3 separate regions of the Homo sapiens genome follow, and all the other regions are linked to region 2. A link is a loop called in an ENCODE intact Hi-C map of the cell type or tissue named here. Cell type or tissue: sigmoid colon. All regions are shown on one strand.

The links. A loop is a pair of places that touch in the nucleus more often than their neighbours do. Peaks named below come from ENCODE experiments on the same cell type or tissue, not always from the same donor. Only the 100,000 strongest peaks of a DNase experiment are listed, where the experiment ranks them.
Region 1: it touches region 2 in a loop (4-fold over the local background); 28 of 110 quality-filtered maps call a loop at or near these places.
Region 3: a loop joins it to region 2, with 4 times the contacts of the local background. A loop is called at or near these places in 3 of 110 quality-filtered maps.

The regions. Positions count from the first base shown.
Region 1 is chr21:38,812,793-38,816,792 of GRCh38, reverse strand. ETS2 (ETS proto-oncogene 2, transcription factor) reads right to left here. Exons shown (of 10, transcript NM_005239.6): 3 at 3,679-3,790; 4 at 2,401-2,520; 5 at 1,812-2,012. Among named protein-coding and RNA genes, the nearest start is that of ETS2, 8.9 kb to the right of the region's middle. RefSeq lists enhancers at 1,567-2,766, 2,163-2,949. In sigmoid colon, no CTCF peak of the experiment used is centred here; a DNase peak (open chromatin) is centred at 2,166; H3K27ac peaks cover 2,743 bases.
Region 2 is chr21:38,895,188-38,899,187 of GRCh38, reverse strand. All of the region lies in intron 3 of ETS2-AS1 (ETS2 antisense RNA 1), which reads left to right. It also overlaps the pseudogene RPSAP64. Among named protein-coding and RNA genes, the nearest start is that of ETS2-AS1, 41 kb to the left of the region's middle. In sigmoid colon, no CTCF peak of the experiment used is centred here; a DNase peak (open chromatin) is centred at 1,567.
Region 3 is chr21:38,754,145-38,758,144 of GRCh38, reverse strand. The region is part of intron 1 of LINC00114 (long intergenic non-protein coding RNA 114); the gene reads left to right. Among named protein-coding and RNA genes, the nearest start is that of LINC00114, 17 kb to the left of the region's middle. In sigmoid colon, no CTCF peak of the experiment used is centred here; a DNase peak (open chromatin) is centred at 2,294.

The DNA.
Region 1 (4,000 bases), 82 kb after region 2:
CAAAATGAATGATGTCATTGGCAACACTAAATTTTCTATCGCAAAAGGTCCAGATGGTGTATTGAATTCATTCATGCATTCAAGAAACAGTTAAGTATTTATGAAATGCCATCTGTACCAGAGGCTGCATACAGGAAATTAATAAAATGGATGGTGTCTGCCCCCGTGAAGCTTACAGTTCCACTGCTTCCAAACCTGCACGCTTCCCCAGGGTGTGGGAAGTCTCCAGGGCTGTGGGAGTCTGGGATGGGGAACACATGTGCCCAAGAACTTTGAAAGGGAAAAGGTTTGTGCACTGTGTATGCATACTTACTACGAATATATTACAAAGTGCACGTCCACCCGGAAACCCAAATACACACAAACTCACAGGCCCGAGGAATGGTAAAACAGGCCCAATTTGCCAATAAACAGATCACCAGAAACTTGGTAGAAAAGCCCTGTCCAAGTTCAGAAGAAATGAGGGTCTTTAAAAATGAGTTTCCCTGGCCCTCAGACGCCGTAACTAAAAAAAGTTAGCTGTTGAATCCTAGGTGTTTTCGAGATTCTGAGTCTACAGTTGATGCTGAAATTCAGTGTGTTTAAAATCAGTCAGGTGAGGACTAGTTCCCTGAATTCTATAAACATGCTTATTTTCTTATATTTTTTTAACCTAAATAATCCCTACTGTATTTTATTTCTTTCCCTCCCTCCCTCCCTCCCTCCCTCCCCTCCCTCCCTCCCTCCCTCCCTCCCCTCCCTCCCTCCCTCTTTCTTTCCTTCCTTCCTTCCCTCCCTCCCTCCTTCCTTCCTTCCTTCCTTCCTTCCTTCCTTCCTTCCTTCCTTCCTTCCTTCCTTCCTTCCTTCCTTCCTTCCTTTCAACAGAGTCTCACTCCCACAGGCTGGAGTGCAGTGGTGTGATCTCGACTCACTGCAACCTCTGCCTCCCGGGCTCAAGGGATTCTCCTGCCTCAGGCTTCCGAGTATCTGGGATTACAGGCATGTGCCACTATGCCCAGCTAATATTTTTATTTTTTGTATTTTTAGTAGAGACAGGGTTTCACCATATTGGCTAGGCTGGTCTTGAACTCCTAACCTCAAGTAATCTGCCCGCCTCCGCCTCCCAAAGTGCTGGGATTACAGGTGTGAGCCACCGCACCTGGCCCTCTTTTCTTTTTTAACTCAACATGTTTTAAACATTGGTCTCCCTGCTATTTTAAGTTTTGAATCAAGACTTTCTCTGTATTTGGTGAGATTTCTACTGATCAATGGCCAGTTTCTGTACAATATGATAGCGTGTAAATATATATCAATTTCTCACTTGTTTAAAAACAGACCCCGCCCCCTCAACAATCCTCAACATCCAAAATACATTCCATTTGGATGTAGGAAAATTTACAGTAGAATTCACAGGGTTTATGTGAGTAAAGGCTCCCCCCTTTCATTAAGGCTGCCATATCTCTTAGCTCTGTAAGGTGAGCTCAGAAGACGTGGGAATTCTTGCTGTCCTACATATCTGAGTCAACATGGACTCCCGTGATGAATACAGCCAGCAATAGCAAACAATTTAGTGACTAAGGCTACTACCTTGTGGCTATACTTGATGCTATACACACACACACACACACACACACACACTCACATAAAGTGGGATAAAAATCTATAATCACTGCCATATATCTGACTCACTTGAGTGGCATTTTGAGGCAAGGTACTCTATGTCATTTCAAGTGGCAACCCTAAGGTTGAAGAACACCCACGTGACTTTCCCAATCAGTCTTCCCGGCCACAGCTCATCCTGGACAAGGAGAAGTAAGACGTTCAGCTGGTACCTTTGATCATTTGCTCCAGATGTTCCCAGAGAATGTCACCCACAAAGTCAGGTGCCAGCTCCAGAAAGCGTTCCTTGCCAAGGTTACACAGCATCTGGCCATTCATGCCGAACCTCTGCAGATTCACGTTCACCAGACTGAACTCATTGGTGGCCCAGAGAAGCCACTGGCATACCTGTTGCTCACTCCACAGCCAGGGGTCTACCAGGAGAGAAGAAAAAATGGAACACATGAGGTAAAAACAGTGGAAAGGTAGTGAGACCACTGTCATCCCTAATTTATGCACCAAGTACCGACATACACCAGAACCCACGAATGAGCAAGATACCATGATGACACGTCACCATTCTGACACGACCCAGGCACATTTCAAGACACCAGTAATGCGTCCTTCTACTACATATTTAATGAGTTCTGGATCAAGTCTTGGGTTGATTGGGGTGAAACAGAAACTGGCTCAGGTTAACGACATCCATGCTACTCTTTGCAGAATACCCCAAGCAAAAGCTTAATAAACAAGTCAAGATCAAACAACTGCACTGAAGTTGGTTCTTCTCACCCAGTGCAGGCTCAGGAAAGCAGTACTTACTCTTTGGAATGCCCAGGCGCCGCTGTTCCTTTTTGAAGCCACTGAAGGTAGCTTTTAAGGCTTGACTCATCACAGCCTTGCTGCACGGGGTTAACAAAGGCAATTCACAGTTGGCGGAGTCTGGAAGGAAACCCCCCATGGGGACATTAGGACTTCAAGTTGGTGATATCAGGTGGAGATTTAGGAGAGACATCTTAGTTTTTGGAAAAGAACAATTTTGATCTCAAACCTTGGCATGATTCCTTAAAACAGTGTAACTATTAACAAAAAACTTTTCTGACTATAATTGAGAAAATATATATCTCAGAACTATACTTATTAAAAAAATCTAAAATAAAACTCAGATTTGATTCTATTTTGCAAAGCGTCACAAAGCAGTTGTGCGTAGGGAAAACTGCTAAGTCTATTTTAAAATTGTAGGCAATGAAAACAGTTGCATGGTTTCTGGTCAAAAGGCTGAAGGGACTGTATCATTTGGAAGTCACTTCCATTAAACTAGGCGTAGAGCTGAGAAGTGAGTGTGATATGAATGTGCCGCACTTAGCACGGTAATGGAACCACACCTTCCATTTTTATTGAAAAACAATCTTCTCCAGACACCCTCAGCAATTTCAAGAATGATAAATGGCTGCCATGCAGGGTTATGCTTACGCCAGTGTATGCGTTTTAATTAATTTTCTGGCCTGTATTCTCAGCACCTACTTCACATGACACAGTCATCTCTGGCATGTTTCCAACTAATAGCTCTGTCACAGTAATTGTATGAACATTATCTGACGTGCTATTCCTTTAAGAAGAATAAACAATGACACGAAGAACTACAGAAAGAACTACCGATGGGTAAGGATTACAAAGAACAATTTGTTGCCCCAAAACTCAGGGCAGGGGAGATGATTTAACTAATGATGCAAACCCAAATTACAAGTTTGGGTGTGTTTTAATGTCTACTCTTCTGTCTGTTTTCCAGGGCAGAGCAGGGAGATGAGGACCTGCTTGCCAATGTTGAAAACATCCAGGAGGGGCAGCTCAGGGGTTCCCCTGCAGTTTCCTAACAGCGGCTCACTGGGGGGCGTCTGGCACTCAAGACATCAGAATCCACATCAGAATCACCAAGTTGATACAAATGAAAAACTGCCTTCTCCCAGGTCCAGAACTTCTGGCTATTCATATCAAAGATTCCAGATACCAACATTTCTCACTTAGGAACTGTCATCTCTTTATTAACTGAACTACTTAGGAAAATCATGCACAATTTGTCAAGTCTGAGGAACCAATTACCATGAGAAATGGAATCCAAGCCTGTTGGCACTTCTTGCAGTGTTTGCTCTTCATTTAGAGAAGGAAAAACAGCAAACAGGGACCCATCAAAGGTGTCAAAGGCTGGCTGGCGCTGCAAAAACAGATGGAAAAAAAATGGAAATACAATATTTAAACTGATTGAATTACCTGTTGTAAAAGTGGTCTGTGGGCAATCCTACCAATAGTCCCTGATTAAACTGGCAATTTTGAAGCAAACATGGAATCAACCAGTCAGTCCTTAAAACAGACTCGTAAAATGGTCAAAGTGACTGAAATGATTGTATTTTACTGTGGATTATTA
Region 2 (4,000 bases):
ATCATCCCAATCAAGATTCAGAACACATCCACCACCCCAGAACTTCCTCTTCTCTCCCTTTCCAGTGAATTGTTGATCCACCCCCACAATCTTGGAGGCAGCCACTTTTTGACTTCTATCACCATAGCTTTAACCTCATAGAACAGTTTTGCCTGTTCTAGAGTTTCAAACAAATGAATTCTTCCAACATGTATTCTTTGTGTGTGTGACTTCTGTCTCTCAAAGTGGAGTTTTTGAGATGTGCCCATGTTGTTGCACCTATTAGTAACTTGTTCTATTTAATTGCTCAATAGTATTCTACTGTATGACTATACCACAGTTTGTTTACCCATCCTCCTGTTGATGGACATTTGTCATTTTGGGGAAGAAGGCTATTGTAAATAAAGCAGCTATAAACATTCTTGCATACGCTTTCTGTAGACATAGGTTTTCATTTCTTTGGGGTAAGTATTCATACCTAGAAATGGAATTGCTGGGCAATAGGGTAGCTTTAAGAGAATTGCCAAACAGTTTTTTAACATGATTGTACCATTACTCTCCCCTAGTAATATAAGATAGTTCCGGTTTCTCTACATCTTGGCCAACATTTGGCATTGTCAATCATTTTTATTTGAGCGACTCTAGTGGGTGTGAAATGGCATCTTGATGTAGTTTTAATTTCCGTTTCTCTGATGACTAATGGTGCTGAGCGACCTGTCATGTGCTTCCTGACCATTCCTACATGTTCTTCTGTTAAGTGTCTGTTCTTTTGCCCATGTTTAAAATCAGGTTATTTGGTTGCTCACGTTAATTGGTAAGAGTTCTATTATTTATTTTTGTACTTGTCCTTTTCCCTGGTTACCTTCTAAGTTCCTTGAGATATTTTATCAATTCTCTCTACAGCGTCCAGCACAGTGCTTTGTAAATAGCAGGTGCTTAATAAACACTTATTGGATTATCAGCATAAAGTAGTAACCCTGCCTGTACAGTGGAACAACTTGTTGATTTTATTAACAGAATTCAGTAAAGTTTGGGCATTCAATTTTTGGATTGGCAGCGTCTCTTACTTTTCACTTTTTGAATTGGACATTACTCTTTTCCAGTATGTGACCTTTTGCCAACATTCAGGCTGCTCATTTCTAAATGCTTTAAGCCAATCTGGCATACAGTACTTGATTGTGGAAACTGTCATAAACTTTATAGTTAATTTTTATAAGACTTACTTAGGAAGATCTGAAGTTTTCATGATAGGTGATCTCTTCGAGAAGTTGAAATATTTATAGTCTTGAAAATAGAATGTTCTGTACCATCACCTTCTGTTTTCCTCCTCTTCTGAAATTTATGAGACATTTCTTAACCAAGAACCAGAGCCCAAGGGGCAGACAGAAGAAATATAAATAGTTTTATTTGAAGATAAAGATGGTGAGCATCGACAAAAAGAATATCTGAGGCTTTTTAAACCTTGTCTCCTTTCCAATTTTGTCAGCCAGAAGCATTATAAATGGGTGCTCCACTTTGAAAGAACACCTGCAATGATGTCATCTTTATGTTCTTAAATTAGTTCTAGACAGACTGGCCAGCTTGGGTAAGCCAGAGCAACGTTTCCATTCTCATCCATTTGAACTTTGCCTCAGACCTATGGCTCCTGTGTGCTAACCCCATGTTTTAGAAAAGCTCTCATCCCCAGGGTGATTCAGAAATCTTGAAAATCATATGTAGCCAGTGAATTTATTGGTTAATTTTTTTATCTCAAGTCAACTCAACAAATTAAAATTCTTTCCTGATCTGATCTCAAAAGTAATACTTGCTTGTTGTAGATAATATAGCATGAATGCATACAGAAAATAAGGTTGATCTAAAAATTGATCTCACAAAAATAATTACTATTAAAATCTCATAGGTTTACTTGCCATTATTTTTGTTTTTATTTTCTAACATTATATCTAACCTGTAGTCTATAAAAAAAGAATCATAGTGAATATATTCATGGATACTGGGCTTTGTTTGTTTTTTTATTTTATTTTATTTTTTTCTCCAGAGTGATTTTCACTTACTGTTACAGATTTTTACCGGCTGTGTAGCATTTCATTTTGTTCTGTTTGTTGATTATGTTTGTATTGTATCTCAATAGTTTTTTTTTCTTCATGTTCTGAATAAGAATGAAATCTTTTTCACCAATGAGAGTATATTTTTGTTTGCTTCATGTTGGTGTATGGAAAAGCAATGGACTGTTGTACGTTTATTATTATTTTTTAATCTGGTCCCTTTACTTTGTTTTTTTTTTCAATTCAAAGTGCTTAGAGTTGAATCCCTTGGGTGTTTAGGTTATCCAGCCATGTTGTTAGTTTATAATGAACTTTTAATCACCTCCTTTCTCTTAGTTATGGTTCATAGTTCTACTTCCAGTCTTATTACATGACTCTGATCTTCTTGAGCAAGGTGAAATAGTAGACACACCTGCCTTGTTTCTGGTTTTAACAGGAATACTTTTAATGTTTCATATGCTGGCCACTTGTTTACGTTTACATAATTATGATGTGAAAGAAGTATCCTTGAGTTCTCATTTTCCCTAAGGATTTTTAACAATGTGAGAATGTGTTTTAGGTGTTATTTAATGCCCTTTAAATCCTAATAAATGTGGGGACCGCTGACATAAAGTATTATAACGTTGAATTTTCTAAAATTGAATGCTTTTGCATTCCCAAGATAAGATATGCTTTCCTTGATCATGATAGAAAATTCCTTTAGGATACTATTTATTTTGCCGCTACTTTATTTAGGATTTAAAAATTACTCCTAAGTGAGACTAGCTCATGATTTTCTTTTCTTTATTGCATTATCTTTGTTAGGTACAGAAATCAAGATTAATTTAGCTTCATGAAATCGATTGTGTAGCTTTCCATCTTTTTCTATTTTCTAGAAGAGTTGATACAACCTGATTCCTCAAATTTGTGAAAGAAACTTTTGACATATGTTAATTGTATTTTAAATTTCTTTTGTGGCTAGTAATATATTCACATTTAAATTTTTCTCTTATGTCAATTTTGGTAACATGCCCAGAAAAGTGTGCTTAATTTTAAGATTTTAAATTATATTTTGCAAGGTAGAATATCATAATCTCCTATCACTTTTGTTCTCAGCTCAGTTTAATTTTAAAAACTTTTTATTATATAAAATTAGAGAAGATAGTACAATTAACTATTGTCCCATCTTCTAGCTTCAACATTAGTCAGTTCATGAAAACTTCATTCTACTTATATCCCCATTCATTTTGTCATTCACTGCCACCCCCTCTCCCATTATTTTGAACAAATTCCACCATCATAATTTCATCTTTAAATATTTCATCATGTAGCTCTAAAATATATGGACCTAAAAATAGTGAAAATATCACTACCTACCTAAAACGTTGGCAATAATTTCTTGATGTCATCAAATATTCATTCAATGTTCATGTTTCTCCAATGATCTTTTGCTTTTATACAGTTTGAGTACATACATTATAATCAGTTGATATGTTGCCTCCATTTCTGTTATTATACCTTTCTCCTTCCAACTCTTTTTTCCCTTGACATTTCTTATTTCTGATTTCTTATTTGCCCATTTTTCCTGCTTATGTTTATCGGAAGCTTATCATTTTGCCTTTCTCTTTTGTTATTTGTTCATTTTTTCTGTTTTCTTAATTATATTTGCTTAGGGTTTATTATATTTTTTAAAGAGCCAAATATTGCACTACATCAAATTTGACACTATACTCCCAGCCTCCTCTAAAACATATTTATCTTATTGCAATTGTTTTCTTAGAATCCTTTCTTATCTCACCAATCATGTTTATCTTCTCATCTGGTTGTCTTGGCTCGTCTTACTTTTTAAAAAACTGATGTTAATTTTCCATTCACCTTTTTTCTGTTTTCTGTGTAAGAGCCTGTGGAAAAACAGTTAAGACCCCTCAGTGGCTGGGCAGTGGGAGCTGCAGATCAGCCTTCAGTGGGAGACTGAGCCCCTTAGACTTCAGTAGGGA
Region 3 (4,000 bases), 140 kb after region 2:
AAGGTGGAAGGTATAATTCAGTTTAATATGTTTTTTCTCCCCACTCCCATCCCCTTTCCTGGTCAGTCTTTACCTTTTACTTTACCCTGTGGTCCCAGCTACTCGGGAGGCTAAGGTGGGAGGATCACTTGAGCCTGGGAGGTTGAGGCTGCAGTGAGCTGTGATCATGCTATTGCACTCTAGTCTAGGTAACAGAGCAAGACCTCGTCTCAAAACATAATAAAAGGAAACACTAAAAATCCTAAACAACAACAACAAAAAAACCAAAACAGGAAACGCAACTAGTTAATAAGAAATAGTCCCAGCAACAATCTTTCCAAGGAAATGGAAATCAGTATATTGTATGTTTTAGTCTGGTGTGGTGGTGCAAGCTTGTAATCCCAGCTACTCGGGAGGCTGAGGCAGGAGAATGGCGTGAACCTGGGAGGTGGAGCTTGCAGTGAGCTGAGATCGCGCCACTGGACTCCAGCCTGGGTGAAAGAGCAAGACTCCATCTCATAAATAAATAAATAAATAAATAAATAAATAAATAAATAAATCTCCCCAAATAATATTTTAAAAAGAAAAATGGTCTGTAGTCCCAGCGTTTTGAGAGGCCAAGCTGAGAGGATTGCTTGAAGCTGGGAGTTCAAGACAAGCCTGGGCAATATAGCAAGACCCCCATCTCTACAAAAAATAATAATTTTACAAATAGCCAGGCATGAAGGCTCATGCCTGTAGGCTGAGGAGGGAAGATCACTTGGAGTTTAAGGTTGCAGTGAGCTTCACTGCGGTCCAGCCTGGGCAACAGAGTGAGATCCCAATTCATAAATAAATAAAATAAAATAAAAGACAGAAATGGATGACACTTGAAGATACCTGGCAAAGAACAATATTCAAATGGTCAATAAATATAGGGAAAGGGGCCCAGACTCTTAAGTAATCAGAAAAGTGCAAATTAAAAACATTGAGATTCCAAATACACTCACCAAGGTGGCTAAGATTAAAGGGAATATCCATGCCAGGGGCTGGTGACAATGGAGAGTGATGGAGACTCTCTCATATCATACATTTGGTTCTAGTCACTAAAGGAAGAGGTTTGGTATTATCTATTAAAGTGAAGATGTGCATTCCTTCTTTCATAGTAATTCCACTCCTAGGTAGATACTCAGCGGAAAAGCATGCCTATTTTTAGCACGAGACTTGTACAGCAATCTTCACAGCAGCAGTGTGTATAGCAGCTTTAGACTGGAAAAAACCCAACTGTCCATCAACAATGAAATGGATTCATGAAAATGTTTTTTAAAATATAATAAACAACTTCACTGCAGTGAAGAAATTGGACCACAGTTACATGAACATGAATGAACCTCATAAACAGAATGACGTGCAAAACAAGCCAGATACTAGAGAAAACATATCACAGAATCCCATTTATATACTTTAAAAAACAGACAGGGGCTGGGCGCGGTGGCTCACGCCTGTAATCCCTACACTTTGGGAGGCCGAGGCGGGTGGATCACGAGGTCAGGAGATCGAGACCATCCTGGCTAACACAGTGAAACCCCGTCTCTACTAAAAAATACAAAAAAAAAATTAGCCGGGAGTGGTGGCAGGCGCCTGTAGTCCCAGCTACTGGGCAGGCTGAGGCAGGAAAATGGCGTGAACCCGGGAGGCGGAGCTTGCAGTGAGCCGAGATCGCGCCACTGCACTCCAGCCTGGGCGACAGAGCGAGACTCCGTCTCAAAAAAACAAAACAAAACAAAACAAAACAAAAACAGACAGAAGTAAACTATAGTATTGAGGGGTCATGCTTAGGTGGGTATAGCTGAAGAAGAGCAAGGAAATCTACGTGCTATTCATTGAGCTAGACATTTCTGATTTGCACAGTTTTCTGTTTGGGAAGTATATTTCACAATAGAAGTGGCTAAAAATAACATAACCTCTATAACTTTTAAAAATACGAAGTTATTTGGGTCATTATTGGTGATTTAGATATAATCAGTGAGCAGGAGTAGATGAACTATCCCAGGTGCTTTGGTGAGGCTGGATTCCACCTGTGGGAGCTAGTTGTTATGTAACCATAGTGATAAGGAACACATTTCATTGGTTAAAATGGAGGGAAATTAACCAATCATCATAATCCTCATGTTTGCTACAGCACTTTTTTTTTTTTTTTTGCAATGACTAGAAGAGGAAGGCCAGGGATGAAATGTTTCTAATGTGTTTTAAAATTTAATGTGGCCTAAAGAAAAAGCGGTGTTACTGCAACACAACAGGAAATAGCTGAGGGAGCCTGTTAGCAAATTTTGAGCAACGGGTCGTTGCTGCCAAGGCTAAGAGGTGAAAAATGTGCCTTCTATGAGTCATTGACTCCACACAGTATGAAGCTAATAAACTACCACTGTGGCCAATGGGGAGTCTACATTCCGGGCAAATTTGTATAGGGTTTTTTCGCACGTGGGATGGTCAACAGACCCCAGGGAGAGTAAGTGTTTCTATTCTAATGATGGTGATGATAGACTATGGTGATCAAATTGACTAAAGCTGCAGGCAGCAGTCCTCTGCTTTGCTGGGATTACGGACCCAAGACCTATGTTTTATTATAGTAGCAAAAATAATCTATATGTGTATGGTTCTTTGTAGTTTACAAAATGTATTTGCATATATACATATCATTCTATTTTCAGCTATGTCGAGTAGGTAAATCAGCTATTATTACTCCCATCTGCCACACAATTAAACCAAGACTCAGGAAAATTAAGTGGTGTTGTTCAGAGTTACCTAGCAGGTACAGGTTAAGCATCCCAAATCCAAAAATCCAAAATGTTTCAAAATCTGAAATTTTCTGAGTACTGACAAGATGCTTTAATGATAGGTTCATTGGAACATTTAGATTTCAGATGTTTGGATTTGGGATGCTCAATTGGTAAGTATAATTCAAATATTCCAAAATCCAAAATAATCTGAAATCCAAAACACTTCTGGCCCCAAGCATTTCAAATAAAAGATGCTCAGCCTGTAATAGAATCAAGTCAGTCTACGGCACTTCAATTTAGTACTTGTTCCCCCTGATATAGGTGGTTCTCAATCTCTGATCCTTGGAGTTACTCCCAGGGGTTCAGAAACCTATAACAGAGATTAAATAACGCATACACTTACATGCCACCATTTTTATATGTATGCATTAATTTCATGCAATAAGACAAAATATTTTTAATGTTAATGAATTCACAGTGCCTTTTGTCACTCCATTTCTTAATAAGTATCACCACAAATATTTATTGAGCACCTACCATGTGCCAGGTGCTTTTCTAAAAGCTTGGAAACAGAAGTAAGGCAGAAAAGTCCCTGTCCCCTTGGAATTTATTTTCTTGTAAAGAATATAGTTGAGTGAATATTAAGTGAAAAAAAATTAAAGCAGCTTAAGGGAAGAGGGTGCCTACAGTGGAGTTGGGGGTGGAGACATCCCCTCCTCAAGAAAGTTGAGAATGACCCTGCACTCCACAGAGCTTCTCAAGGCACAAGTGGTGCAGGAAGAACATTTTATAAAAGTGAACATTCATTCATGATATTTTCGACCTCCACAAGTCCTAGATGGCGGGAGGGAGGCATCTATGGGGAAATTACTTTGTTAATGAAAGGCAATAAAGAAAGTCATCACCAATGACTTTTTTTTAAGAGACAGCATCTCGCTCTGTCACCCAGGATGGAGTGCAATCCTATGATCATAGCTCACTGCAGCCTTGAACTCCTGGAATCAAGGGATCCTCCCGCCTCAGCCTCCTGAGTAGGCAGGACCACAGGTATGTGCCACCACCCCTGGCTAACTTTTAAATATTTTTGTAGAGATAGGGTCTTACTTTGTTGCCCCCTAGGCTGGTCTCCGATTCTTGGCCTCAAGTGATCCTCCTGCCTCTGAAAGTGATTGGATTATAGCGTGAGCCACTGCACTGGGCAGAGCTTCTTTCTCTTGAATGAACCAGGACCATATTCATAGTTTGAAAAGATTGTGATATGC